Regions from separate parts of the Homo sapiens genome. Here region 2 is linked to region 1. The links are chromatin loops, found by intact Hi-C in ENCODE. Cell type or tissue: GM12878. All regions are shown on one strand. Links, peaks and the distances in the headings refer to the core of each region. The heading gives the core; the rest is flanking DNA.

Region 1 (8,333 bases), core at 292-8,291:
CCATCCCTTGTAGGTCAGTGTTAAAAGCATCTATAGTTGCATTCACAACAGCCAAAGAGTGGAACCAACCCAAATGCCCATCAGCTGATAAATGGAGAAACAAAATATGGTATATCCATACAATGGAATACTATTTGTCAATAAAAAGAAATGAAGTACTGATACATGCTACAACATGAAGCCCTAAAGAAAGTATCAGTGAAAAAAGCCAGACACAAAAGGCCACATATTTCATGATTCTATTTATAGGAAATGTCCAGGAAAGGCAAATCTATAGACAGAAAGTAAATTCATGGCTGCCAGGGGCTGGGAGGGAATGAGAATAGGGAATGACTGCTAATGGGTCAAAGGTTTTCTTTTTAGGGTGATGAAAATGTTCTGAAATTAGATAGTCATGATGGTTGCACAACTCTATGAATATACTAAAAACCACTGAATTGTACAGTTGTACACTTTAAAAGGGTGACTTTTATGGTATGTAAATTATATCTTAATAAAAAAAAAAGCACCTACCAGATGGGCTGGATTTTCTGGGACAGTTATAATTTCATAGATTCTATTCCCTGCTAAGACCATGTGTCAGATCATGTGATTTTTGGCTTTTTGTAAAATAGAGTCACCATATGGACACAGGAGGCAGAGGTGGGGGAATATCTAAATAGTAGAGAAGGTATTTGCGCAGATAAGTTGCCTGCCCTTGACCCTTTGCTGCCAGAGCATTGGACCCCAAAGTGTTTTATCATTTTTATTGTACCATAAAATCTGGCTTGAATTTAGCCACACCTAAGACATGCACTCCTTCATTTAGAAAACATACGGGATACATAGTACACGCCAGGCATTGTGAGGGATTTCACGTTAAGTGTAAAGCAAAACCTTTACCCTTAAGGAACGTACATCCTAGTGGTGGAGGGAAATATGTTCTTAACAGACATATGAGGAATACTGGTAGGAGCATAGAGAAAGAAGCACTTAAATTAGACTCAAGAGTGACATTGGAAAAGCACATTCCAGGGCGAGGGCCCAGCATGTGCAAAGGCCCAGAGTTAAGAGAACACTTGTTGTGTTTGGGAAACAGTAGTTGCTCAGTGAGGTTGGATGTAGGGTTCTTGGAGGGAAATAAGAAGAGACAGGGTTGGCAGGCAGCTGAGAGTATGGTATGGAGGGCCTGAAATGATTTGATGGGGAAGGTGGAATTAATTTATTCTCTAGGTAATGAAAAATGATCAGAAGCTTTAGAAGAAGACAGTGGCATTACCTGATCTGATTTTTAGGAAGGTGGCCTGGGAAGCAGTGTAAAGGATGGGTTAGAGGGTGAAATATTGAGGATGAAATCCAATGAGGGGGTTATGGTGGGAACTCCAGGTGGAGAGGTGAGAGAGCCTTGACCCAGGTGGTGGGAGTCAGAATGGTGAGAGAACAAGAGAAGCTGTGGAGGTGAACTGGATAAGCCTTGGCCCATAATTGGGTGCAGGTGAGGGAGAGAAAGCCTCTAGGCTGCGTGGCCGGGAGGTCGATGGTGCCATTGACCAGGGCCAGCAGGGTAGAAGAAATCTCAGATTTAGGGAGGAAGGAAAAAGATTCGGTTACATCGAGAAGCCTCACTTTAAGTAAAGGCAATCTGCTCTCATCTGAATTAGAGAGAAGTCAAATAGAAGATCCAGGATTCACAACAACCAAGTGAGCTGGGTTTCATTTTCTGTGTTTGATACATGGGGACACAGAGACTCACAAAGGTTAAGTCAACTTAACCTGTGTTGCTCAGCTCGGACGTGGCAGGGCTGAGGTTACACCCCACCTCTGTACGAATTCCAGTCTGAGTCCCTGCCACCTGACACACTGCCCCAGGGGCTGGCTCTTCTCCTCCAGGAAAGGAGTTCGTCCCAAGGTCCTTCAAGTAGGGGGCTGTCAAGGCAGGGTATCAGAAATGTGATTAATGGACAAAACATCGATCAGGGCACTGCTTCGTGGGGCTAGCGCTTGTCCAAAAGGGAGGAAAAGGAGAGGCAGCCAGTGTCCGTAGACTAGGAAAGTTGATCTCTATGGAGGAAGGGAGGGGCTGCAATCTCCTTGCCAATAGGGACTTTGTCTTACCTTTTTTTTGAATCCCTGACAGGATCTAGTCTAGTTCCTGGCAATTAGTAAGTTCTCAGAACATGAAAGAAAAAAAAGAATGAGGAGGGGAGGAGTCCTTTAAAAACCAGAGCCCTTGTACACCCTTTATCCCCCTTTTTACTCCCCCTCCTTCCCAACAGGTCCAGACCAGTGACATTTCACATACAGAGAAAGTCCCCTCCTGCTCTGGCTCTTAGTTTGCTTAAAGGAAATAGAACTGTCTGCTGTTGACTCAGTACCTGTTCTTCCCAGGTTATTTGCATACATCGCCTCACATAATGGTCACAACAGCCCTTTGCAGTGGGCAATTCCATCCCCATTTCACCGATGAGAAAGTTGAGGCTCAGATGGGTTAATGACTGACCCAAGGAAAGTCAATGTGGTGACTGGTGACTGGCAGGGCCTTTGCTGTTTCCACGGAGCCACATGGCCACCCTGCCCTTCTGCCTCCACTTAATGAGGTCACCTGGGAATAAAACCACAGTGACAGCAAATAGCTTTTGAGATTGGCTCCCAGGAAGAGGAGAGATGAGTGGCCTGGAGGGCTGTGAGCTGGCAGTTGTCATCGAATCTGGCTTGTGATTTCTTTTCAGCACAGTGTCAGTGACAGATAACGTCAGTGCAATTCTCTGAAGGGGAAGGAGGAGGGAGCTGAGATTCCGGATCTGCGAGTTGCTACATTGCAGGATGTTCTTCAAAGCCAGTGTGATTAATCTCCCGGTCGGAGCCCTCTCCCTGGGCCCTTTACCACCATTGAGAACCACTGTCTGTCCCAGAGCCCAGGGAAGCCATTTATTTGCACTCCTGGCCTCTGGGTGGCTTTACCAGAATGACTGAAAAAGGAACTCACTGAGAGATTCCAGCTGTACTTTGTTCTTGGGCTCCGGCAGGAGGCTGTGGCCAGGTCCCTGGGGGCAGTGTCCTGGGGGCAGCGACCACTTCCCAAGGGACTCAGGAGGCTCAGACTCCTGCCCCAGGTCTCACCAAGCCTGACGGCTCCCCTCCTCAGGGGCTGTGGCCAGGTGAGCCTTGGGAACGTAGTATTTTGAAGTACACACAGTTCGCGTTAGCTGCTCCCCCTCCTCCTCTTTCCCACCTACGTTCTTTCACTCACCCAGCTGCCGTCCAGGGCACGCTGTCTCCCGACAGATGGCTGATGTTCTTTTTGAGTTCTAGGTCCCACTATCAAGAAGGAAAGCACCTGTAAACTGCTCTGCGCTCAAGTGAGAATAGGATGTCCCGAAGTATTCAGGATTTTCAATAAGGGTCTGTGTAAAGTAGTTTTAGGGTAGAATGGAGGTATGGTGGCATCCCAGCAGTGGTGGTATAGCCCTTTACCTCTGCCTGCACTTGTCCTGAGAGGCGGCTCTTCCTCAGACTCCTAGGCAACGCCAGGTGACACATTTCCCCTTCTGTTGGAGCAGCTTTGTATATGGGTGAAATTGCCATGATGCCAGTGGATTGGAGTATTTGGGGATTTACTACCTGCTGGAAGATAGTGGCTGAGCCACTCTTCAGCGGTGCTTCAACTGTGATTTGGGCAGAAGGCAGGCAATTGCTTGGCAGGGATTGCTCGACAGAAGCCCTGCATCGGAAGGGTTTGCCCAGGTTACGCCAGAAGTACCAGGACCTCAGAGACAATGATGTCCTCTCTCCCTGCAGGTATTTCCACTGTCCAGCAGATAGCTCAGAACTAGCCTACGACCCACCGGTGGTCATGAATGCCGACACTTTGAGTTACTGTCAGAAGGAGGCCTGGTGTAAGCTGGCCTTCTATCTCCTCTCCTTCTTCTACTACCTTTACTGGTGAGTATCTGCCCCTCCTGGTGGTTTTGACTCCTGCAGCAAAAGGAAGAGAATTTCAGGCTGGCCTCTGGGAGGCGTCCTTTGGGAGATGGCGTGCGAGGGTGGGAGTCATGGCCATTCAGGTGTAGTCCCAGCTGTCTGACTCTGGCTCAGGAGCAAGGGCTTCTGTATAAACAAGTAAGGGGGCAGGAGATCCTGCAGGAGGCCTTGCCTGCTGATCGGCACATCCTTAGGGCCACGCAGTGAAAACACCCTCTCAACATCCCTTTGGAGATAACTGGTGAAGTGCAGTTGGCTACTCCTTCTTCCCTATAGGGCTTCCTGCCTCTCACGACTTTGCAGCTCAGCCCAGCAGGTTGCCTGTGGCCACAGGGGCTCAGGCTCATCCTCACTGTCCCTTGCCCCAAGGATTCTTGGGAACCATAACAGAGGCCCCAAACTCCCCACCCCAGCCCCACAGTGGCTGTCACGGTTCATAAAGTGGCATTTTGTGTCGCTAAATGCTTCATTTACAGTTTTCCCAATATTACATAACACCATTCCAATTAAGAAAAACCTGCTGACTTTGCAGTCCTGTTTCAGGAGTGTCCCTTCTTTTCACCTCTCCGCTCAGAACATCCTAACTAAGCAGATAGCTATAAACAGACTGTCTTGTGGTTTGACACCACAGAGAGTGCCTTTTCCGCAAATGTCTCCTCCTCCTTCCTGCTCCTCTTTGGCTCATCTCTGGGGACTCTCACCTGTCACTTGCGATTCCATCATTACCTGTGGCAGGGCCATGGTGATCTCCAAACCTCCCGGTGATGTCTCCAAAAGGGCATGGTTGACAGCAGCCAGGTGAAGAGGAGGAGGGGTCGGGATGTTGGACTGCACGCCACCCCTAGGTTTGGATTGGGCTGTGGCAGGCCAGAATGTGGCTGCATTTGTCCAGCATTTTTTATTTTTTATTATTTTTTAATTTTTATTTAAAGATGGGGTCTCACTGTTTTGCCCAGGCTGGAGTGCAGTGGTGCCATCGCTGCTCACTGCAGCCTTGAACTTGGCTCAAGTGATTCTCCCACCTTAACCTGAGTAGCTGGGACTGCAGGTGTGTGTCACCATGCCCGGCTATATTTTTTTTTTTTAATTTTAAAATTTTTTGTAGAGATGGGGTTTCACTGTGTTGCCCAGGCAGGTCTTGAACTCTTGGGCCCAAGTGACCCTTCTGCCTCAGCCTCCCAAAGTTCTGACATTTAAAAATGAGCCAGGCTTTGTGCTCAGAGCTTTGTACGTATCGCTCAATTTATAAGATAAATACTATCCTCACTCACATATGAAAAATGAACTGAATCTGAGAAGTTAGATAATTTTCCTGAATTCCAGCTATTAGTGTCACAGCTGTAAGTAGTACATCTTGAGTCCGATTTCAAAGACTGAACTCCTTTTTCCTTTTTCTTTTTTTGAGGGTATCACTCTGTCTCCCAGGCTAGACTACAATGGCAGGATCATAGCTTGCTGCAACCTTGAACTCCAGGCTCAAGGGATCCTCCTGCCTAAGCCTCCTGAGTAGCTGGAATTATAGGCATGTACCACCATGCTCGGCTAATTTTTGTATTTTTCTGTAGAGACAGGGTTTTGCTATGTTGCCCAGGCTGGTCTTGAACTCCTGGGCTCATGTGATCTACCCGCCTCAGCCTCCCAAAGTGCTGGGATTACAGGCGTGAGCCACCGTGCCCAGTAGCTCTTAACTGCTGGCTATCTTAGAAAACCTCTAGAAAAGTCTTCATCAAAGTGTGGGGTAAGGAAGGGAGGAAGGTGTGCTTTTTAAAAATGCAGATTCCTGGGCTTATAGCTACCTATTCAAACTTTCCAGGGCTGGGCTCTGCGTTTTAAACAAGCTCTCTGGACAATCTTGGTGCACACCTTGGTGGCTCTGGAGCATTCTACTTGGTTCTGCCTTCCCTCCCCTTTACATCCCCAGTGTCCGCAGACTCTGTGGGGTGCTCTGGGATGTTTACTGCTCCAGCCTGCAGGGAGCCTGACGGTCTTTGAAGCCTCCGGAGATTTCTACGGTGCCCAGTGGGTTCACCTAAGTCTTTCTGACTCCAAGTCTGAACTATTTAACAACCAAAGGCTTGTCAGATGGGTTTCTGTCTTGGGAGACCTACAGAGTGTGGACAAAGCCGCCGTGGGCTTAGGGACTTGCCACCTTGGAGGTTAGGTTTTTTCCCTGCAGTGTGCTCAACCCTGCTTTCTTTGTGGAGCCACAGACTTCCCCTTCTGCAGAGTCATGGGCTGAGTGGCCTGTCCCCAGAGACAGCACTGTCTCTCCTCTAAGCCAACAGAATGAGACCATTGTTTTCATTAGCTCCTGCCCCTTTAGCCTGGGATCCACCTCAGTGTGGATGAAGACAGAGGCGAGACTTTCCCTCATTTCAGTTTTGTTGCAGTAACTGCTGGAGCCGAGGCGTCGCAGGGAAGAAGCCATATGAGTTCACAGGGAGGGAAGCGGCTGTGCGTGCTCCGCTGCGGGGGTGGGAGGGGGTGGGGTAGGGAGGTCTTGGCAGCTCCTCTCGGTTAGATGGGTGTGATTGTTCTGTAACCGAGTGTGTTCCAGACAGTCTGTTTGACTGTTTGTCCTCTAATTCATTACTTCAGTTTGGCCCTGCCTTCATGATACATGTGTTAATCACTCTGTTTCTAAAACAAAATTGGAAACAGTTCCTGCAGCCTCACTGGGACCCTGGGTGGCCGCCACGGGCACCCACATTCTTTGTTGAATCTGGCCCCTTGGTGCTCTTTGGGGCTGCTTAAAAGACTCTGTTTCTCCCACCTTAGGAGCTGCCAGCCCCTCAGATCCGGAGCTGGTGGAGAGCACAGCAGCGTCAGCGCAGGCCACCGTGGGAGGGAGGGAAGGGGACTCGTGTATGCAGAGCCATGTCTGAACTGAGCTCAGGGCTAGAGACCCACACAACAGCGGGGAAGACGGGGTTGATAGTTTATAGTTTGAGCTCCCTGAGGGGCTCCTGAGGACTTCGGAGAGGTTAAGAAATGTGTCTCAGGTCCCTGCTAATAATTAGCAACATCTGGCTTCAGAGCCTGTGCTCTTTCTTCTATCCTGTTTGAACCGCATGGCACCCATCACCCCACTTCTCAGGTTGCCTTGTGGACCAGGTGATATTTGAGGGTTGTGTTAGAAGGGGACTAGCTAATGCAGATACTAATACTAGCTAGTGAGCCCAGTGTGAACAGTGTCTGCTCTGTAGAAAGATTTTTTTCCGACCTGAAGTAGTAGGACCACCCTCCTGCGTGGTTATTCTGGATCATGCCTGTTCCTCCTCAGGTTTATTTCTCTCCATCTATGTTATTTATGATTTACTTGTTCCTTGACACTGGAGACCATGTTGGTTTCATTCACCTCTGCGTCTGCAGTGTCCTGGCCCGTGCCTGGCACTCACTGAATCCTCGTGGTTTGTTGTTACAGCTTAGCTGTATGCTTCCTCAAGGCAGGAATTGGGGCTGCACACTCACCATTTTCCCCAGCACTGAGAATAGTGTCTGGCATAACGAATGAAAGTGAGTAAACAAAGGTATCCACTTGAGGCTTAGTACTGTTATGCAAAAAGCACTGGCTTTGGAGTTAGAATGTGGCTTCTCGCCCTGCTGTCACTCCTCATCTGGCCCTCAGCTTCCCCAAGTAGAGTAAGTCCCTCTTGCTCCAGGTCTGACCAGTGGTTCTCTGTGTACATGAGGTGTGTGAGGTTCCTGAAGATGGAACTTGAGCTACTCAGAGGAGCTCATTGGGCATCCACAGCTGCAAAGGGTTAGAAGTCAAACCTTTTCATTTCTTTCCTTTGGTTTTACTTCTTAGATGAATCTTTTTTTCTCACTATAATGTGAAAAGATAGTTGGTTTCTTTTTCTGCGAAATAGACAAAGAGGTATATTTTGGTGCAGATCATTCCTCAGCCTTGCAAAATTACCCTGAAGCCCTTACTAAGCGCACAGGGATACATGTCCCCTTCACCCCACTCTTAGTAGTATTGGGGCAATACTTTAGGTCACACACTTTTAATGCATGTTTAATTCCTGGAGTCCATTAAAAATAAGAGGGCCAGGGAGTTACCCAATCAAGAATTCATTGAGTTCTGGTGCCCAGAGGGCTTATGTTCCCACGCTGGCCTTTGCAGTAGTGATGATGATCTTTCCCCCAGCACTACCGTATTATCCAGCATCATCTGGGAGCCCCTGGACACAGCCATCATGCAAGCACATGGCAGCTGGTGGCATAAAGAATCCACTGCACCCCCACCTCCACCCCCAGACCTGCCCTGCAATTGCACAAAAAGGAAAACAACCATAATCATCATCCTGATGAGAATGATAATAGGCACTTAGAGCTTTCACATCTTTTATCCAAGGGATACAATATGC
Region 2 (8,333 bases), core at 299-8,298, 48 kb after region 1:
ACAGTAAGATACATTATTTTCACATGCACCAAAAAGCTATTATCTAACAAAGAAACAAAGATAGTTATTATCTTGGAAATGGAAGAATATTTGTTTCTAAGATGATTTATACTCTAAGGAGAAAACCATTGTCCATCTCCTTGTCTTTTCAGTCCTTTCTGCACCTGGATATCCTCAGCATTAACAATAACACCATCAACTCACTCATTGGACTTCATGAATGTGTGGTGGAGCCTCCTGAGGATTTAACTTTCAATACCATGACTTATTGATGAGACTTGTAATCAACAATAAAATTGGAAGGCCTCCTAACCATCTGCATTAGTCCATTCTTGAGCTACTATAAAGAACTACCTGAGACTGGGTAATTTCTAAAGAAAAGAAGTTTAATTGGCTCACGGTTCTGAGAGATAGATGTACAGGCCTCTGCTTCTGGGGTGGCCTCAAGAAACTTACAATCATAGTGGAAGATGAAGGGGAAGCAAGCATGTCTTACATGGCAGGAGCAGGAGAGAGAGGGTGGGGGAGGTGCCACAAACTTTTAAACAACCAGATTTCATGAGAACTCTATCACAAAACAGCACTAGGGGGATGGTGCTAAGCCATTAGAAACCACCCACATGATCCAATCACCTCCCACCAGGCCCCACTCCCAACACTGGGGATTACAATTCCATTTGAGATTTGGATGGGGCTCAGAGTCAAACCATATTACCATCTGAATAGACCCTTCCTCTGGGCCAAGGGCATTCCAGAATTAATCTGAAAAAGTAGTTCAGGCTGGATGAAGAGGGGATTGGACATGGCTCATCATTCCTATGAAGCATTAACATCAATACAGACCTTAAGTCTGTTAAGAAACATTTACAATCTATTGTCTCTGAAGCCTGCTACTTGCAGGCTTTATCTGCATGATAAAACCTTGGTCTCCACAACTCCAGACGTTCCTTTCTACTGATGATAACTTTCTACTGCTAATAACTGTTTCAACCAATTGCCAATCAGAAAATGTTTAAATCTACCAACGATCTGGAAGTTCCCCTCCTCGAGTTGCGTCGCCCTTCCAGATCAAACCAATGTAAATCTTTCATGTATTGGTTGACGTATTATGTCTCCCTAAAATGTATAAAAGCAATCTGTGCCCCAACCACCTTGGGTACACATCGTCAGGACCTCCTGAGGCTGTGTCATGGGTGTGTCCTTAACCTTGGCAAAATAAACTTTCTAAATTGATTGAGACCTGTCTCAGATACTTTTGGGTTCACAGCCTAAGTATAGGCTCCTTTAATAGTTAAGCGACTCCCTGAGGAGATGTTGTGAATTGTTAAATTCTCCATTCCGGCTTTTAGAGGATGCACAGAAACAACTGGATTGTCTGGAGTCAGCCCCATTGCAGGCCGCTGAGAAAGACAGCTGCAGACTATCTTGAGCTAAAATCACAATGTTAGCTCCACCAAGGTAAGGACTGCATTTGCCTAACTTACGGCTTTATGCACAGCAACCAGCACGTCTACCTACACACATAGGGGTCACTTAATCATATGTGAATTGACTTTGAGTGAATAAAAGAGTAGATATTTGTTTAACAAAGGAAGGAAAAACAGAAAAAAAGGGTGGTCTATTAATATCCTATTACTTTTTTGGAATGGGAGGCAAGTCTCTATGAATCTCTCACATTTCTTCACATCTAGGCATCAACACCCACTTTCCTCAGATTTATTTACTTTCCAGAATGGTAAAGATAGTGAGAATGTCCCCCTCCCTGGAGATGGTCTAGGATAATAAGGATAAAGACCTCTCTCCTCTTCTTGAGAAAGATTTGTTTACATTGCAGGGTAGTAAGATAACATCTCTCCCTGGAGGGGAGGATGGGCAGTTTTCCAGAAGCCCCATTGTAACGTAGGGGGGTTCCTAAGCTTAGGATTCCCCAGCTGTGAGGCGCCCCTGCACTCCGTGCATGGTATTCACCTGTGCCAACCTTTGCATCACCCTTGTGAGATCTGGGGCGTAAAGAGAACTGATACAAACAGGAAGCTTCTACCATTGCTGTGAAGTATCTAACTCCATCTACGTGGGCTCATTGTGTCCTTACTGGCAGAGACTATGGAGCTGTGATCAGGCAACCTGTCAGTTCCCACTGTTCTGCTGCTCAGTGCCTACCTGACCATGGGACATACCTACCATGTTTTTGCTTGGTATCATGATCCAAGTGAGCTATGGAATTAGCTTTTGTATGGGCCTCATATGTAGATGAACTTCTACTATGTGATGTTGGGGAAATGACTTAACATTTCTTAGCCTCAGTTTCTACATCTGTAAAATTACTTTCTTATGAGTTTGTTGTAAAGATTAACTATAAAGTGCCCAGCACAATGGCATGCACACATTAGTACAGCACCCTACAAAAGCTAATTTACCTTCTTTCCTATAAGCCCAGAAATCATAGACTACAATTTACTTAATTTGCTACTGTAGAATACTCTTTGATAACTTTTAATCCATAATTTCCATTTAAAATAAAATAATTGTATTACATTTTTTCCATCAAATTCTTATTAAAAGCAATTACAGATTTTTTTCACAGCAATATCAAAAATACTTTCATAAAGCAGTTATAAATATGTAAAAGTATACAGAAATATACAGAAATATTCCTTATTGTACAAATAGGAATCTTATTTATCTTATTTTCCCAGAGGGAAGAGAAAGGGGAATATTTGTTAAGCAGCAATTTTCCAGCCACTTTACATGCATTATGTTACTTAAAACTTTCAGGAATATTCTTTGTTATTATTTTGCAAATGAAGAAACAGAGGCTCAGACATATCAAGTAAAACTTGTATAAGATCACATAGTAGTGAAACCAAAACTTGAACCTTGAGTCTATTGACTTTAAAACATGAACTCTCTCTTTCACAAGTACCCAACTGCAGAAAGTGTTTACTCTGAGTTTCTCATCCTCTGCCCCTAATTCCCTGCCCGCTTCCATACCTCTTGCTGCAATCATTAATGAATTAGCACTGAGTTCCCTGTGTCCTCAAAATGGCAGCATTTCCTGGTATAACTAAAACTGGAACTTTGAGCCGTTTAGTATGGTGAATTCTACCTCCCTTCAAGTACTGAATTGCACAACTTCATATGCAAAAAGAAGCTTAGTATTTATTTGTTTGCTTTTTTTTGCTAAAAGAGAAGAGAGGATCCAGCGAAAGAGCTGGGGGGAGAGTGATAAGGGATGGGCCACATGGCATCCTGGTGGACATTTGCCATTGCTTTTTTTTTGACCACCCAACTCCTGAATCTTCTTTGTATATTTGGGACTTCCACTGTGTGAGCTGAGATCACTTTTGTGACCTCAAGAGAAGTCCAGACAACAGCTCTCCCAGCCCTCCTGAAGCCTGAGTGTGGCAAGTGACCAAGGCCTGGGCAATCAGGCAACCCCTGCAAGGACTCTGAATTGGGAAGTAGTGAGCAGGAGGAGGTTAGGGCCAGCAGCTGAAAGATAAGTGTTGCTGACAGACTTTGTCAGTGTCTAGGAACCATCTGCATCAATTTGAGGCTAAGAAACATAGTATCACCCATAGCTGGAGAGGGGACTGTCCCTCTACTCTGCTCCCCGAGCCCACTTGGCTATGGCCATGGTACCTCTGGTACCCTGAGGACTCTGGGTTCAGCAGGGAAAGAGACCTGAGTTTTGGAGGGAGAGTGTCTTCATATCTTCCTGGAGGCCACCAGCAGTGGAGGGGTCAGGAGGTTTGATGAAGAAACTGGAGGAGGGGACATGGGCAGACTTGTTTCTGATTACATGCGAGACACTCTCCCAGGGAGGTCCAGAGAGAACCAAGAGAGCTCTCAAAGGGCTTGTTTCTGTGTAGGTGGGTGGGCTAAGGGCCATGTGCATTAGGACAGATGAGGTCTGGGATATTCAGGTGACCTATACAATGAATAGATCTCTTCTAGCAATCCCATCAAAGAGTGTGTGCTTGAAGATGTAAACACTGATTTCACAGCCCACCTCCAACACAAATAAGGTGTGTTGGTGACACATCGCAGAGTGAAGTCACAGTGTCTGCATCTGTGAAATGTACATGATAATGAATGTTTATCCAGTTGTTATCGAATGCCCAGGGTTTAGTCTAGGTCCTGTTGCTTGCTGCATAGAAAGTTAATCACTGAGACCATGATTATTGCCAGGGAGGCTTTATTCGGGTGATGTCAACTGAAGAGATGGAGACAAGCCTCAAGTCTATCTCTTCTCCCATCTAAAATTATGGGTTGATTTAGCTGGGAAGGAAAACAGAAGGGGCAAGGAAGAGGAGTTGGTCAGCAGGCAGCAGGTGGTCAAATGAGGGTTCTGGTGTCTCATTGTAATCACATGTGGGAAAACAGGAATTAGGGAGGGGTAAGGAAGAGGAAGTGGTCAGCAGGCAGCAGGTGCGTTTCATTGTACAAAAGTAAGTTTCTCAAGCTTCAGTTCTATGGCCTTCTGGCTGGCTGGAAAATTGGGCTAGTTTCAGTTTGCAGAGCAATTATAAATAAATGAGAGTCTCTAAGTTAAAGAGCAAGACTTTGGGGGAGGAAGGGGCCAGATACCAATTATATCTATACCTTCGAAAACATTTACTGCCTTAGCCAGTACTAGGAAAGTGAGAGGCATCACATGGTAAAACTTTAATCTCCTTATATTTGCCTCTAAACATGATCTACACATGTTTACAGCATTTTAACCAGGAATCCTGTCCGTTTTCACTGAGAAGCCTTTGGTTGGAAACACAGTAGAGTGGACGTCTGTTTTTGTTTTTGTTTGTTTTTAACGTTGTTTTTTTCTTTTTGAGGAGGCACAGCATCCCTTATTTAGGGAAACTGCCTGCACAAATCCATGTAGTTCTGATGAGGCTGACAATGTCAGTATTCCAGGGTCCTGACCACAGCAATTGACATTTAGCCTAAGCAGAGAATGTCACTTTCTCTGGAATCTAATCTGGAACAGAGACACACAGGGCTAAAGCCCATTGGTGCCACATACAACGGCAATACCTCAGAGAAACAGAGACCACAAACTCCCACTGCTGTCCATGCTGTCGCCATCGTTTCTGTATTTCTGAAACCATTTGTTAGCTTTTCCTTTTTATATAATACTTTGGATAACTCCCTCTTCCTGTTTATGTTAGAGTTTACTTGTGCCGCTCAAACCCAAAAATATCTCAACAGATAGATTTTTAATTTACGTCATGGAGAAAGAAATGCTATTTAAAACTAAAACTATAAAGCAGCTTTTGAGTTTAAAGGGGAGGGTGGTTTCAAGATGATGGTAACATATTTCTAGGCTGTCCCATTCCTCTTGCAGAGGCTGGTGGGAGGGTGAGAAAAGGAAGATGGTGCATCTCAGAGCAGAGCCGTGCAAAGGGAGGTGTGGGGATGGGTTGAGATAAGGGCTCGATTGCTCTGCCTAACAGAGTGGGAAAAGTTGCTGGAAGACAGTAGGCCAAGCCATATGGCAGGAGACTAGAACTTAAGGAGAAAGTGGCCAAAGGAATTTTGAGAAGGAGGATAACATATTTAAAGTTAAGTAGTTTGAATTGTTTCAGTGTCAATCCAACATCCATTTCCTTCCGGGGAAAGTCTGTTGCACACAACTTTGTGTATGATCAACTGTGTGTGTGTGCCTGTGTCGTGTGTGTTTTGTATGCATGCATTGAGGAAGAGGGGGCTAGAATCTATGTCTGGCATGATGTGGTGTGGGGTAGGGATGGAAAATAGAGGAAGGCAAGATGATTCATAAACTAAACCACTTTAGCAGAATGGGTGACTTCATTCCCCCTGGAGAGATTGAGAAGCATGCAGCTTGCCTCTACATGTGGTTTCATTTTAATCTCAGAGGGCACAGTACTTTAGCTAATATCTGGCTCACATGATTATATATTCACAATCAATACATGTACATTTTGATGCTCTGGAGAAGAACTTGGAAAACAAGTAGGAAATAATCTTATTCCTCTAGAGAAGGGGCTGGCAAACTACTGGCATTGATGTAAATAAAGTTTTTCTGCAACATAGCCAGCTCATTCCTTTGAGTCGATTTACCACGAGAACTTATGGACCACAAAGCCTAAAATATTTACTCTCCAGCCCTTTAAGGAAAAGTTTGCCTACTTCTGCTTTAGAGGCCAAATGAGGCCTTACAGGAAGGAATAGGTTAGCCTTGTTCTACAAGTTGGACAACTCAATATGTACTGCTGGCTCAAGGTTTAAAGGTCCTTCATATTTGGCCTATAAACCTGAGGTGAGGTCTCACTGTTTATTTCAAGAGAAATCAGATAAAATCTAAACCAAGTACAGAAATGCTTTTTACAAATTTTATTTTAACTTTTGTCTATGGATTTCTTAACTCTCTTCTTCCCTTTTCTACCGTTAAAAGCAGCATGGTAGAGAGTCAAGGGCATGGGTTTGGGATTAAATAGTTACACATATGCAAGCTAGCTTCTCCATGTACTGCTTGTGTGACCTTGAGCAACGTTCCTAATTGAGAGCTATACCCCTGTTTTCTCATCTGTGAAATGGGCAGCATAATGCTCATTTCATAGGGCAGTTGTAAAGATTGTAAAGACAATGTTCATCGGGGTCTAGAATTTTGAAAATTCTCAACTTATATTACTCACACCCCTCCCCATCCTACTCCTGGTTCTTTGTTGTACTTTGCGCATGCAATGGAGGGCTTTATACTCAGCTGGTGTCCTCATGGTCATCTCTTTGCTATTAAACACTCATACTGTCAATTGTTTGGATCTGTGCCAGCAAGAAAACTGGGAGAGGCTGAGGGAATAATGTTTACCTCCATTTGGAATCTTCATGTTATTCTAAGGAGGAATGAGAAATCAGACCTGCCCAGCTCCCTGGGAGTTCTTTAACCTACTAAGCCTGGATTTCCAACTCAGGGCCTCATTGTGAACCTGGAGAGGAGGAGGTCATGGTCAAGAAGGGTTCGGGGCCAGGTCTGTAGAAGCACTAGTGTCCTGGTATCAGAAAAGCCCAGACAGAGCATTTAAGATGATTTAGGACAAACAACTTCCTTCTCAATTTGTGGACCAGGTTTAAGATCCCAGAGACCCAAAATAAATATAGGATTTCTGCCTGAGCAAGGCCGTACCCCAAGTTATCCCCCACAGAGAAATTACCAGCCTAATGCTTGAAAAGCACTTCACAGATGAAAGTGAACAAATACCTTAGATACTAATGTGGCTAAAAAGTCTGGCGTCTTGGACTTGGCTGTCGTGAAACTTCCGTGCCCTCCACCCTGACTCTGTGAGATAGGAAAGGCCTCTGCCACCTCAGGGCTCTTTTTTTGCCAAGCCAGCTCCCAACAGTGTTGAAGTTAAAGGAAATGCAATATCTTGTGTGAAATCCAAGTCTCTTCATTCCTGAATACAAATTAAGACCCCTTTGGCCTAATAAACATCATTGTCATGATTACAGTACTGATAGCTACCATTGGCTGAGCTCATGGAAGGTATGCACCAGGTATTTTACACAGCTATTATTTCCAGACTTCATCCAGCCTGAAAGTTTGGATTTGTTATCCCCATTTTAGAGAGGAAGAAATTGAGGCTCTAAGACATTAAATTCATTAAATTACTCACCTGAGTCAACAGGTAGTCAGATCTGTTTAACCCCAAAGCCACTCTCCCAAGCTTCCTTGCCTAAGCTGTTTTAGCTTTGCTCACAGAGGTCTAGCAATGCCCTAACTGCTCTGACCATTGTGGCAGGCACAGCTTCCCAGGTTCCTCTGCAGGAGAGTCTGATTCAGGGAATTTGGGGTGTAATAGGTGGTTCTTGTCATTGGGGAGCTTGAAAAACACTGGTAGTCACCACTCCCCTCCTCCTGCAGCTCCAAATGTGACTCATCCTGAGACCAAAGTGTAGACCTGTTTTTGAGACATGAAGCAAACAGGCTTCCCAAGACACCGTCTGATATGGTTTGGCTCTGGCCCCATCCAAATCTCATCTTGAATTATAATCCCCACTTGTCAAGGGAGGGACCTGGTGCGAGGTAATTGTGGTTTCCCCCATGCTGTTCTCATGATAGTGAATGAGTTCTCTCAAGATCTGATGGTTTTATAAGTTTTTGACAGTTCCTCCCTCACAGGCTCACACTTTCTCTCTCGCCTGCCACCATGTAAGATGTGTCTGCTTCCCCTTCTGCCCTGATTGTAACTTTCCTGAGGCCTCCCCAGCCATGTGGAACTGTGAGTCAATTAAACCTCTTTTCTTTATAAACTACCCAGTCTCTGGCAGCTCTTTATAGCAGTGTGAGAACAGACTAACACACCATCCCTATA

The links. A loop is a pair of places that touch in the nucleus more often than their neighbours do. Peaks named below come from ENCODE experiments on the same cell type or tissue, not always from the same donor. Only the 100,000 strongest peaks of a DNase experiment are listed, where the experiment ranks them.
Region 2: a loop joins it to region 1, with 4 times the contacts of the local background. A loop is called at or near these places in 2 of 110 quality-filtered maps.

Annotation. Positions count from the first base shown.
Region 1 is chr1:224,730,786-224,739,118 of GRCh38, forward strand. CNIH3 (cornichon family AMPA receptor auxiliary protein 3) reads left to right here. Exons shown (of 6, transcript NM_152495.2): 5 at 3,778-3,921. Among named protein-coding and RNA genes, the nearest start is that of CNIH3-AS1, 4.4 kb to the left of the region's middle. RefSeq lists enhancers at 2,241-3,440, 2,832-2,971, 4,453-4,522, 5,997-6,056, 6,407-6,456. In GM12878, for the core only: CTCF peaks have their summits at 2,776 and 3,943; DNase peaks (open chromatin) are centred at 2,486, 3,224, 4,596 and 6,186; H3K27ac peaks cover 3,411 bases.
Region 2 is chr1:224,779,021-224,787,353 of GRCh38, forward strand. No RefSeq gene overlaps it. Among named protein-coding and RNA genes, the nearest start is that of LINC02813, 18 kb to the left of the region's middle. RefSeq lists an enhancer at 4,161-4,370. In GM12878, for the core only: no CTCF peak of the experiment used is centred there; a DNase peak (open chromatin) is centred at 4,441; H3K27ac peaks cover 2,008 bases.